Linked DNA regions of Homo sapiens: region 2 is linked to region 1. The links are chromatin contacts, found by Hi-C in ENCODE. All regions are on one chromosome and are shown on one strand. The core of a region is the stretch at or near the end of the contact, and the rest is flanking DNA. Distances in the headings are between cores, read along the strand shown. Region 1 overlaps LOC105374928 (a long non-coding RNA gene). Region 2 overlaps GFOD1 (Gfo/Idh/MocA-like oxidoreductase domain containing 1).

Region 1 (4,880 bases), core at 2,059-4,558:
ATATACACCATGGAATACTATGCAGCCATAAAAAAGCATGAGTTCATGTCCTTTGCAAGGACATGGATGCAGCTGGAAACCATCATTCTGAGCAAACTGTCACAAGAACAGAAAACTAAACACCGCATGTTCTCACTCATAGGTGGGAATTGAACAATGAGCACACTTGGACACAGGGTGGGGAACATCACACCCGGGGGGCCTGTCGTGGGGTCGGGGGGAAGGGGAGGGATAGCATTAGGAAAAATACCTAACGTAAATGACGGGTTACTGGGTGCAGCAAACCAACATGGCACATGTATACCTACGTAACAAACCTGCACGTTGTGCACATGTACCCTAAAACTTAAAGTATATATATAAAAAATACTATTCAGTAGGATTTTATTAATTCTGTATGTTAAGAATATGCTGTATGCATTAACTTTTCATTTACTGAGCAAAAGTTTTTTGATTTTGGTATTTGGTTAATAAATGAACAATAATTTTATTCTATAATGTTCAGAATATTTTAGAATTCATTTGGTGTTGTCGAGCAAAAAATTTATGAAAGGATATAGCTCATTTATTTTTCTTTTCAATTATATTTCATGAAGTTCAAGTGTGAAGGTATAGTTTGTGCTCATCAATTAATATATCCTGTCATGCCTAAAAATGTTGGATTTATACTTTTCTATAGTCCTAATATTTAACTTGAAAATCTTCTTGGGGACTTCTTTTAAGTTCAGTGTTTCTAAGAAGTTCTTAGTTTGTTAATTTTTTTCCAAGCTGATTTAGAAACTTTTTGAATGCATCTTAAAATTTTTTGAAGAAATACATTTTTTCTTTGTGTGCTATAAAGTACTCCAGTACTCCTTTAGAATACGTGTATGAGGTAACAGAACTAACATCTTTGTGGAAACTGCTTTTCTTGTGTAGTTACCTTATTGCGCCTATTGTGTCTGGGAGAAGTCACTGATTTTTCTGGATATTCTCCAAATGTCTTTACCAGTGTTTAGCATTATAATAGGAGTCAAGTCTTTTTTTTTTCCACTATAATTTCAGATCGTGAATGTACTCCAGAATAAATATAGTACATAGTTTGTCTTTGCAATGCAAAACCTCAGTCATGTGCCTCCCCACCCCTCCTGGGGGTTAATATTAGGAATTAGAATAAGTCAATGAAATATGGGAACATATTTCATGATCTCACTCATGGCCTGCTTGAGAGGGCCTGAAATAACTACTGAGTAAAAAATAATATTAATCTTAATTGAATTTTCCTAAAGTTAATTGTGATAATGGTTATTTTTCTACTAGGTAAATCAACTGCTTTTTTGAGAATAAATGCCTAAATGAAATCCTGCTTATTTCAATCTATTTAATGCATCTTTAACCTTGAATCAGCATTAGAGTTGTGGCTGTTTTTATTATTATAATTTAACCTCAGTTTTAATATCATATTTAGATTAACTATTTAACAGCTGAACTTGTAATAGCTGTGCATGTTGAGGGCCGCTTCCTGCTAATACCTTTGATTTTCTGTCTGGGGACTTCCTTTTTGACCACTGGGGCATGAATGCCCTGCTCATACAAAGGCTAAGCCAGGAGTGCAGGGGAATTAACTTCAGAAACAGCTCACAAGCAGTGTTAAGGGGGAAGCTAGTAATGACTATCACAGTTTTCTCACCCCTTCATCTGATTAACTTTGAGGCATATTCTACCTCAGTACTTTACAAACTTTATCATTTGGGGATCCTGTTAAAAATTCACATCCTGATTCAGTGGATTTGTGGTAGAGCTTCAGATGATGATGATGATGATGATGATGATGATGATGATGATGATGATGGTCCGCTTTGAGTAGCAGGCTCTACACTGTCTCTCAGAATTCCCCAGTGGAATTCAGCTTCATTTGCCCTCAGTGGTAACTTTCTTGATTATTCTCCTTTGGTTGGTTTTCTTCTCTTGCCTGTTTCTCACTTCTCTATTCCCCTACTAGTGTTTCCTACTTGCATGTGAATTCTTATTTCAGGTTGCTTCTGGGGTAACCCAAGCCAAGAATATGCATCTATCTATTTATCTATCTGCTCACCTATCCATCCATCTATTCATCTACATCTATCCATCCATCCATCCATCCATCCATCCATCCATCCATCCATCCATCCATCCATTTACCTATCTATCTAGCTATGTAATGCATTCATCTATCTTCTATTTATCTATTTATGTAATCTATTTATCTATCTTATCTATCATGTGTCTAATATATTCATTTATCCACCTATCTATTCATCTACCTAATCTATTCATCTATGTATCTACTATTTATCTAATCTATTCATCTATCCATCTATCTAATCTGTCTACCTACTTACCTACCTATCTGGAACATAGCAACAGAGCACAGCCTCTTAAAAAATCCAGTAAATTGAAGAGCTGAAAGAGAAAGAATGAAGACATACTGGAGGGGGTGGAAAGGAAAAGTTGATGACTACCACCTAAAGGGACTTTTTCTTCCTCCTTGTGTCATTTTCAACAGGATGTGGTATCATGGAGCTCTGGTGAAAGAAGAGACTAGGCAGTTAGCTATGGCTACATAAATGGGACAGCTCCAGAAGTCCATGGAGGGATCCCCTTTCTACTAGGAAAGATGGGCAAGGACTTTATGCCTGATTCTATTATTCAGGGCACATTGCTGACAGGGTTGGCCAGTGAGGCCATAGAGAGAAGGCAGGCCAAATGCTAATCTTGGAAAGGACGGAAATCAGCATAAGCAGAGAGACACAGGGTGAAGTGGTAGCGGAGAGCGGATGCCACAGTGTGTGGGCTTGTGGGTCAGCCCTATTAAAGGGAGGAAATCAGTAAATGGGCTTGCAGATGGTTACCCAAGATTTCTTCATGACTTTGTGCAGCCTGTACAATGTATGCTCCTTATCTTGTGGGAGTGTAATTGAGAGCCCTGGACTTCCTCAGCTCAGATCCCAACTCTGCCACCTCCTGGTTATGCTACCTTAGCATGTGTATTCAACCTCTTTAAGCATCGGTCTTCCCATCTATGTAGTGGGGACAGTAATTCCTATTTCATGGGATTGTCATAAAAATTAAATGAGATATTTTGTACAAAGTGCTGCCTTTATTACAGCTGGAGGATAAGAGAGCAGCCCTGATACTGTAAATATTCCCAAGAATGATGAGGAAATGACGGTGGACCTTTTACTTGATTCCAGCGTTATGAACACACACACACATACACACACAGATATAAGCACACATATGTTTAATAGCATATAGGTAGAAAGCCACAGGAGCGGTAATACCCTGATTATGTAAATCAACCCCAGCTCTAACAGCTAAAAAACCCTACTGCTGCTCTTAGCTATGCATGAAATCACCCCCATGAAACTTCTTTGAATAAAGCAAACATCTGTTCTTGGTGGAATGCAAAAGAGAAACTTTATTTGAAGTTCCTGCTTCCCCTTCTCATTAAAAGTATTTCGAGCACTATTAAAATAGTTTCTGCCAAGAGCACTTTTTGTGCTCTTCAGTTTCTTAGGTTCACTGGCCTGAGAACCAGCATTCAGCATTCTTAGTCCCACCATAGCTGGGAGTCTGGGGTCTGGGAAAGGGATAGAGTCAGTTTGTTTTTGCCATCAAGACCCTCTGATCGCCTCAGATGGTCTCACCTGCTATTGCTTCTTTCCCGTCCTGACAGGTTGATATTCTGGAAGCAAGATCTTGGAAGGCCAAGGACAGGTCATTTCTTAGGACTGTGCAAAAGAGAATCAGTCTTTACAGTAAGCTATTTGATTCTAGTAGTTCTTTCATCTCAGTCTTTTGAAAGCAACTTCCCCTCTTTAACCAACACCTGCCATGGCCTCTTCATGAGCCGAAGAAGGTGAGTGCTGATGGAAATCCCAGATGTGGCCAAAACTCCCCAGCAGCAGACAGGTCAAAGGTCTTTTGTACCCTTTCCCGTAACGGGTGGCACTTGATCTTCAGAGTGGCTTACACTGTTCAAGAGGGTTTGAATCATAAGACATTTGGGGTTAAAAAAAAAAACCTGTCATTTTGCATTTTGATTTTTGTAGAGCCAACTACAACGTATTTGAAAATTGTGTTCTTGAAATAAGCCTGTAATAGTAGGTGTCAAAAGTATCAGAGATAAAATGTCTACTCTTTTAGTGGCGTAAGTTGTCGTTGTTTCAAATTACATTTCCTTGTACTATATGATGGATGTACTATGCACACACACTTTATCACACACGTGTGTGTGTGGGAGTGGAAATGTGTAGGTAGTCAGAGAGGGAAGAATAAAGAATTCATGCTAATGTCTAAATAAATGAATTAATTAGTGAAATAAATAGATTCCTGTTTACACTATACTACAATTTTTAAGGATAACCAGTTGTTAATTAATACACTGGACTTGAAGGAGACTCATTTGTGTTGAAACATGAAATGTTTGTCCTCTCTCCTTCTCCCTCCCACCTGGAAAACATGAAAGATCTGCAACTCACACATACTAGTGTAATTTAAACACACTTTGAAAGAATTGATAGGCTGGGCGTTGTGGCTCACGCCTGTAATCCCAGCACTTTGGGAGGCTGAGGCAGGCGGATCACGAGGTCAGGAGATCCAGACCATCCTGGCTAACACAGTGAAACCCCGTCTCTACTAAAAATACAAAAGAATTAGCCAGGCGTGGTGGCAGGCACCTGTAGTCCCAGCTACTCGGGAGGCTGAGGCAGGAGAATGGTGTGAACCCGGGAGGCAGAGCTTGCAGTGAGCCGAGATTGCGCCACTGCACTTCAGCCTGGGAGACAGCGAGACTCGGTCTCAAAAAAAAAAAAAAAGAATTGATAGGCAGCAATTCTAACCTAAAGGGTTCATATTGA
Region 2 (5,409 bases), core at 1,714-4,213, 2.0 Mb after region 1:
CTCAGCTTCCCAGGCAGTTGAGACCACAGGCACATGCCACAATACTGGGCTAATTTTTTGTTTATTTTGTAGAGATGGGGTCTCTCTCTGTTGCCCAGGCTGGTCTCAAACTCCTGAGCTCAAGGAATCCTCCCACCTCAGCTTTCCAAAGTGCTAGGATTACAAGTATGAGCCACTGAGCCTGGCCTAACACATTTATTTCTTACCACAACCTGTTGAGTTAGTTACCATTGTTGCCACCATTTTAAAGATGAGAAAACTGAGATCGGAAAGATTAAGTCACTTGTTCCGGGTCCCAGAAGTAGTAAGAGGAAGAGCCCAGACTTAAATCCAAGCAGTCTGGCCCCAGGTGTCCTGTGTTCTTGGCCACTACCCTGGGGCTGATGTTCCCCAGGCCAGAGCTAAAATAGACAGGATTAGGAGGATTGGGAAACAGCTCAAAAATCTATTTGAAAATTGTGAGCTTGTTAAAGTCCCTCATGGGGTTGCTCAGAGAGATAAACCAGAATTGGCAGTCCTCATTCAGATCTGAAAGCTTCAAGATCTTCATCCCATGCAGCTTCCTCACCAGTATACACATTCTGACATCTCCCATCCTGGCCTCTGTCAAATCTCACCCAGAAAGCCAACTAAAAATAGTCTCCATCCGGCTCTGACAGAAATGATGATGACAGCCAGGTTCAGGAAAAGGGTCTAGGCCAGGGGTGTCCAATCTTTTGGCTTCCCTGGGCCACATTGGAAGAAGAAAAAATTGTCCTGGGCCACACATAAAATATACTAATGATAGCTGATAAGCTAGGAAAAAAAAAAAAAGAAGAAGAAAGAAAGAAAAAGAAACTCGCAGAAAGAAAAAAATTCACATTTTAAGAAAGTTTACGAATTTGTGTTGAGCCACATTCAAAGCCGTGCCGGGCTGCAGGCTGGACAAGCTTGGTCTTCCGCCATGCTGCTCACACAGAAGCAGGCTCACGCCAGGCAGTGCCAGTTGGGTTTCTGAAGTAGCTCTACCTCTAAGTCTCCAGGGCACACGATGCGAGATGCAAATATCACAGAGCTTTCTAGGCAGCCAGCAGACGTGGAAAGCAGGTTAGTCAGGCTATGATTCAGTCTCCAGCTCTCTCCCTTCTCCCCTGGCTTGGCTGTGCCTCCTAGGAGGGAGTTCTGGGCCAAGAAGGCCACACACGCCCCCAGGCAGGCCACAGGCCCAGACTGCCTGGTCCTATAATACAGAAGATATGAGAGCCAGGAAGCCACAGAAACAGGCGTCAATGGGGCTTGGTGTCCCACACACAACCCCAGATTCATCAGACTCCAGCTCTTACTGTGCCATCTGGGCCACAAGGGAAATGGGAGCAGTGAAGTGGAGCTGGACCAGGAACCAGACACGAACCTACTCTGCTCCCAGGAAAGTAACTATGACCTCTGCGTCACTGTCCTTTGGTCTCTCAAGGATCCCACTTCCATTGCCTGTCCCTTAAACGCCCGGGAAGCGGCCTCTACCCCCTAAGAAGGTGAATGAATCCCCTGCTGGTGTTCTGAAGGCACCCGAGGTAGGTGAGGTCCAGGGAGCACCTGGGACAAGCAGAAGGAACAAGCCCCCTGAGGATGCGGAAGCAGAGTGACCAGGCCCATCGCAAGGCAACCCCTGAGCGAGGGATAATGCAGGACCTTATGAGCAGAAGCGGGGCTAACAACCAGCAAGGCCAGAGGACAGGCAGCCCTTTGCCAAAGGTGTCGACTTCTGCCCAGCTTTCTCTTGTTCTGGCAACGGCTGTCAGTGTCTGTTGGTGGAAGAACATGCCCCTGGTGCCAGAAGGCTGGGGTTTGAGTCTCATCTCTTTCTCATATCTGTGTCTTGGGGGAGGTTACTTAACTTCTCTGGGCCTCAGTTTTCTCCTCTGCACAGCAGAAATATAATCATATCTCTCTCACAGTTATTGTGATGAGCGTGGCAAAGCATTTTTTGTAAACTACAAGGAAGCGGGCAGTGGCTCCGAAGTTGTGTGTGATTGGACCTCACAGGACAAAACTGAGGTAACAGAGGATCACAATGCACCTTTTTCAGTTTGATATAATCATCTTGAAATTACATTTATCAGGATCATACAGAGTCTTCCCAAAACTGAAGGCCATGCATAACTTGTCCACCTCAAGCCCTTTGAACAGAGAACATGCATGTAGAGACTTCCAGAAAAATCCAATAACTGTTATCCAAATGGTCAAAAATCCAGCTGGGCTCAAGTGAGGTAACAGACATAGAAAACTGTGAAGAGTTAAAAACATGATGATAAAAAAGGACTTTGTTGGCCAGGCGCAGTGCCTCATGCCTGTAATCCCAGCACTTTGAGAGGCTAAGGCAGGCGAATCCCTTGAGCCCAGGAGTTTGAAACCACCCTGGGCAATATGGTGAAATCTCATCGCTACAAAAATTAGCCCGGCATGGTGGTGTGCACCTCTAGTCCCGCCTACTCAGCAGACTGAGGCAGGAGGATCGCGTGAGCCCAGGAGTTCAACGCTACAGTGAGCTGTGATTGTACCACTGCATTCCAGCCTGGGTGACAGAGTAAGAGCCTGTCTCAAAAAAAAAGGCTTTGTAATAAACTTTTCTGATGTTTTTCAGAATTCAATTTGTATAAATTTGAGACATCTACATTTCACAAATGTGATTATCCCATGCGATAATAAAGGAAGGTTTATCCCACTATTTCCTAAGCCTGGAGCTTCCTTAGACTTGTACGTAATTCCTGGTGCCCCTGACAGGCACCTTTCCAGCCTCTACGGAATCTTTAGCAGCCCCACGACACCAGGCTGAGCCTCGTGACATTGTGGCCACCAAGCGTGGGAAGGAACTACTAAACTTCAAAGTTGACTCAACCAAAAGAGAAAAATCGCAAGTCCCCGATGGAAAGGTGTTGATGGCTCTCTTTTCAAACACCTCCACGCCTGGCTGGGCACAAAGGCCTGACAGTGCCCCGAGCTACATCAACACAAGCTGGGTTCAAAGACTCACAGGTCTAAGCATCCTGGGCACCACAGAGATAGGAAAGTCCATGTGGAAACAGATCGTCTTTTCTATCAACCATGTGTGAATTTTGAACTCCTTTTCTTCTCAGTGTTAGAAAAGGAAAACCAACCCACTTTGCGGTCTCTCTGCGGTGTCTTTAGAAGGCCAGTTCCTTTACGTGCCTCTCAAGCCCATGCTGAATTTCTCTGTTCTCGTCCTAGTGCCTCTTTTGACAAGCCACGAGCCTCACTCAGCCCAGAGTGACACTTATCACTGGGCCGTGTGAAAACTGGGGGGCTGGGGAGGAAGTGAGAAGGATGCGAAAGCCGAGGCGGGAGGAGGGGGTGCCGCCTGAGGCCCTTGCGGCCAGCAGTGGAAACGCAAACTTGACATTTCCATTTTCCATCACCTTCTGATCTCAGGCCCCCAGTGCGATGCGATGCGCTGGCTTTTCATTTCCACTCCCTTTCACACCCAGCACATTAAAGGCCGCTGCAAGAACAACAATGGAAAAAGGCTCAGGGCTTTAAATCACGAAGCCTGGGGAAATTCAACAGTTGCTATCTCCAGCTTCTCTACCCAAAGCACCAAAAAAGCCTTCCCTGAGGGAGTCCAGGCCCCCTCCCAGGGCGGGCGGCAGGAGTACTGCTTTTGATCATCTGTACTTCTGCGGCCACTCTCAAACTTCCCTCCCCAAACACCACAGCCCGGCTGTGAGCTGAAAGAGCTCCCTTTGGCCCTCCATCAGAAGCGGACTTTCTGACCATTCACTAATTCTAGCAAGAAGGTCCACTAAGTATTGTAAAATGTATAGCTTCCCGCCTGCTTTTTCTCTGACCTAGTTAAAAGCACTGTGTTGGACATACATCTTCTCGACCATATGAAAAGTGGGAATAAATGTCTTAATTGGTACCAAGTCCCTGAGCACGTGAGCCAGCTTGCTAGATGCTCAGACAGGACTCTACAAACATGAGCCCAGGTCATATATTTACTAAGATGTGCTCCCAGGTGGCTCTCAAATGGCACAAAGAGGAAAGACCCCAGCAGAAATCAAGATGGGTGGGAAGCTGTTCTTTTCATGAGAGTGAAAAGACTGGAGCTATCTCATTTTGGGCTGAGAAGCCCTGGCTGGCCATAGCACAGCTGCCAGTAAAGGGAAACAGCGCCACAGGCTGCCTGGAGGAGCTGGTCTCCTATGCGGCAGACACTGGCTGTCAAAGGGTTGTGTGGCCCCAACGTGAAATAATGGCTGTACTTATGAATTGGTTTGTTTATATGCCATCAACCAGGATGCTCTGCCAGCTTGCTGCTTTAAGAACGACAAACTATTGAATGCAATTGAATGCCTATCGAATGCAAAGACCTCAGGGAATTTCAGACACAGGGAGAGGGTGAGTTCCACGGTCCTCTCAGACAGAAAAGTTTGGGTTTACTGCTAGCCAAAAACCAGGAGTACAACAGGAACTGCTGACGTCATAAAGCTTGGCCAGAAACGTAGTCAGGTAGTGCCCTGAGCACAGCCTAGACACTGGCGCTCTAAGAAACAGCCCTTTGCCCAAGGCTATCTGGAAGAAATAGAACAGGGCACAACACAATAGTGTGGCAGGAAATCAACTGAGTGGGTTGGCAAAGAGCATCTTTCTTAAAAGAATAGAAGAGAACATAGAGTGTACCCTAGGTAATAAGGGAAGTATTATTTTGTAAAACATTTAAGTTTTATATATTCATATGTATGAATATTACATAGATATGTAATATATACATTATTATACAAATATGCTACTATACATATATATACACACACATGCATGTATAGAGTGGTATGGCAGGTTGTATTTTTCAAAAGTGATCACACTACTTCTCATCTCACATGTTCTTCCAGAACCTTGCCACTTCCTGATGAAGAAGTGAAATATATGTCCTTCCCCTTGAATTTGGATGGATCTTTGGGACCAGCTTAATGAAAAAATATGCAGTGGAAATGGCACCATGTCACTTCCAAGGGTCAGCTATAAAAGGTGATCACAGCTTCTGTGTAGCTGCACTCTGTAGGAATGCTTGCTTTTAAAATCCAGCCAGGCCGGGAGCAGTCGCTCATGCCTGTAACCCCAGCACTTTGGGAAGCAGAGGCGGGTGGATGACTTGAGGCCAGGAGTTCGAGACCAGCCTGGCCAATGTGGCGAAACCCCCTCTCTACTAAAAATACAAAAATTAGCCGGGCATGGTGGCACACATCTATAATCCCAGCTACTTGGGAAGCTGAGGCAGGAGAATCACTTGAACCTGGGAGGCAGAGGTTGCAGTGATCCGAGATCACACCACTGCACTCCAGCCTGGGTGACAGAACGAGACTCCACCTCAAAATAAATAAATAAGTAAATAAATAAAAATTAAAAAATAAAATC

What was found. A loop is a pair of places that touch in the nucleus more often than their neighbours do. Pooled maps may share reads with other maps.
Region 2: a loop to region 1 is called in a pooled map, with 5 times the contacts of the local background. The contact joins two enhancer-like sites. A Hi-C loop is called at or near these places in 2 of 37 single-sample maps with no recorded cell type and 2 of 50 pooled maps.

What each region holds. Positions count from the first base shown.
Region 1 is chr6:11,457,588-11,462,467 of GRCh38, forward strand. The region is part of intron 1 of LOC105374928 (a long non-coding RNA gene); the gene reads left to right. Among named protein-coding and RNA genes, the nearest start is that of TMEM170B, 78 kb to the right of the region's middle. RefSeq lists an enhancer at 2,635-2,824. Within about 2 kb of position 3,309, at least 7 of the 41 ENCODE cell types and tissues checked have a DNase peak (open chromatin) inside an H3K27ac peak, as active enhancers do.
Region 2 is chr6:13,425,073-13,430,481 of GRCh38, forward strand. All of the region lies in intron 1 of GFOD1 (Gfo/Idh/MocA-like oxidoreductase domain containing 1), which reads right to left. Among named protein-coding and RNA genes, the nearest start is that of GFOD1-AS1, 58 kb to the right of the region's middle. RefSeq lists enhancers at 2,757-3,186, 4,197-4,266. Within about 2 kb of position 2,964, at least 16 of the 41 ENCODE cell types and tissues checked have a DNase peak (open chromatin) inside an H3K27ac peak, as active enhancers do.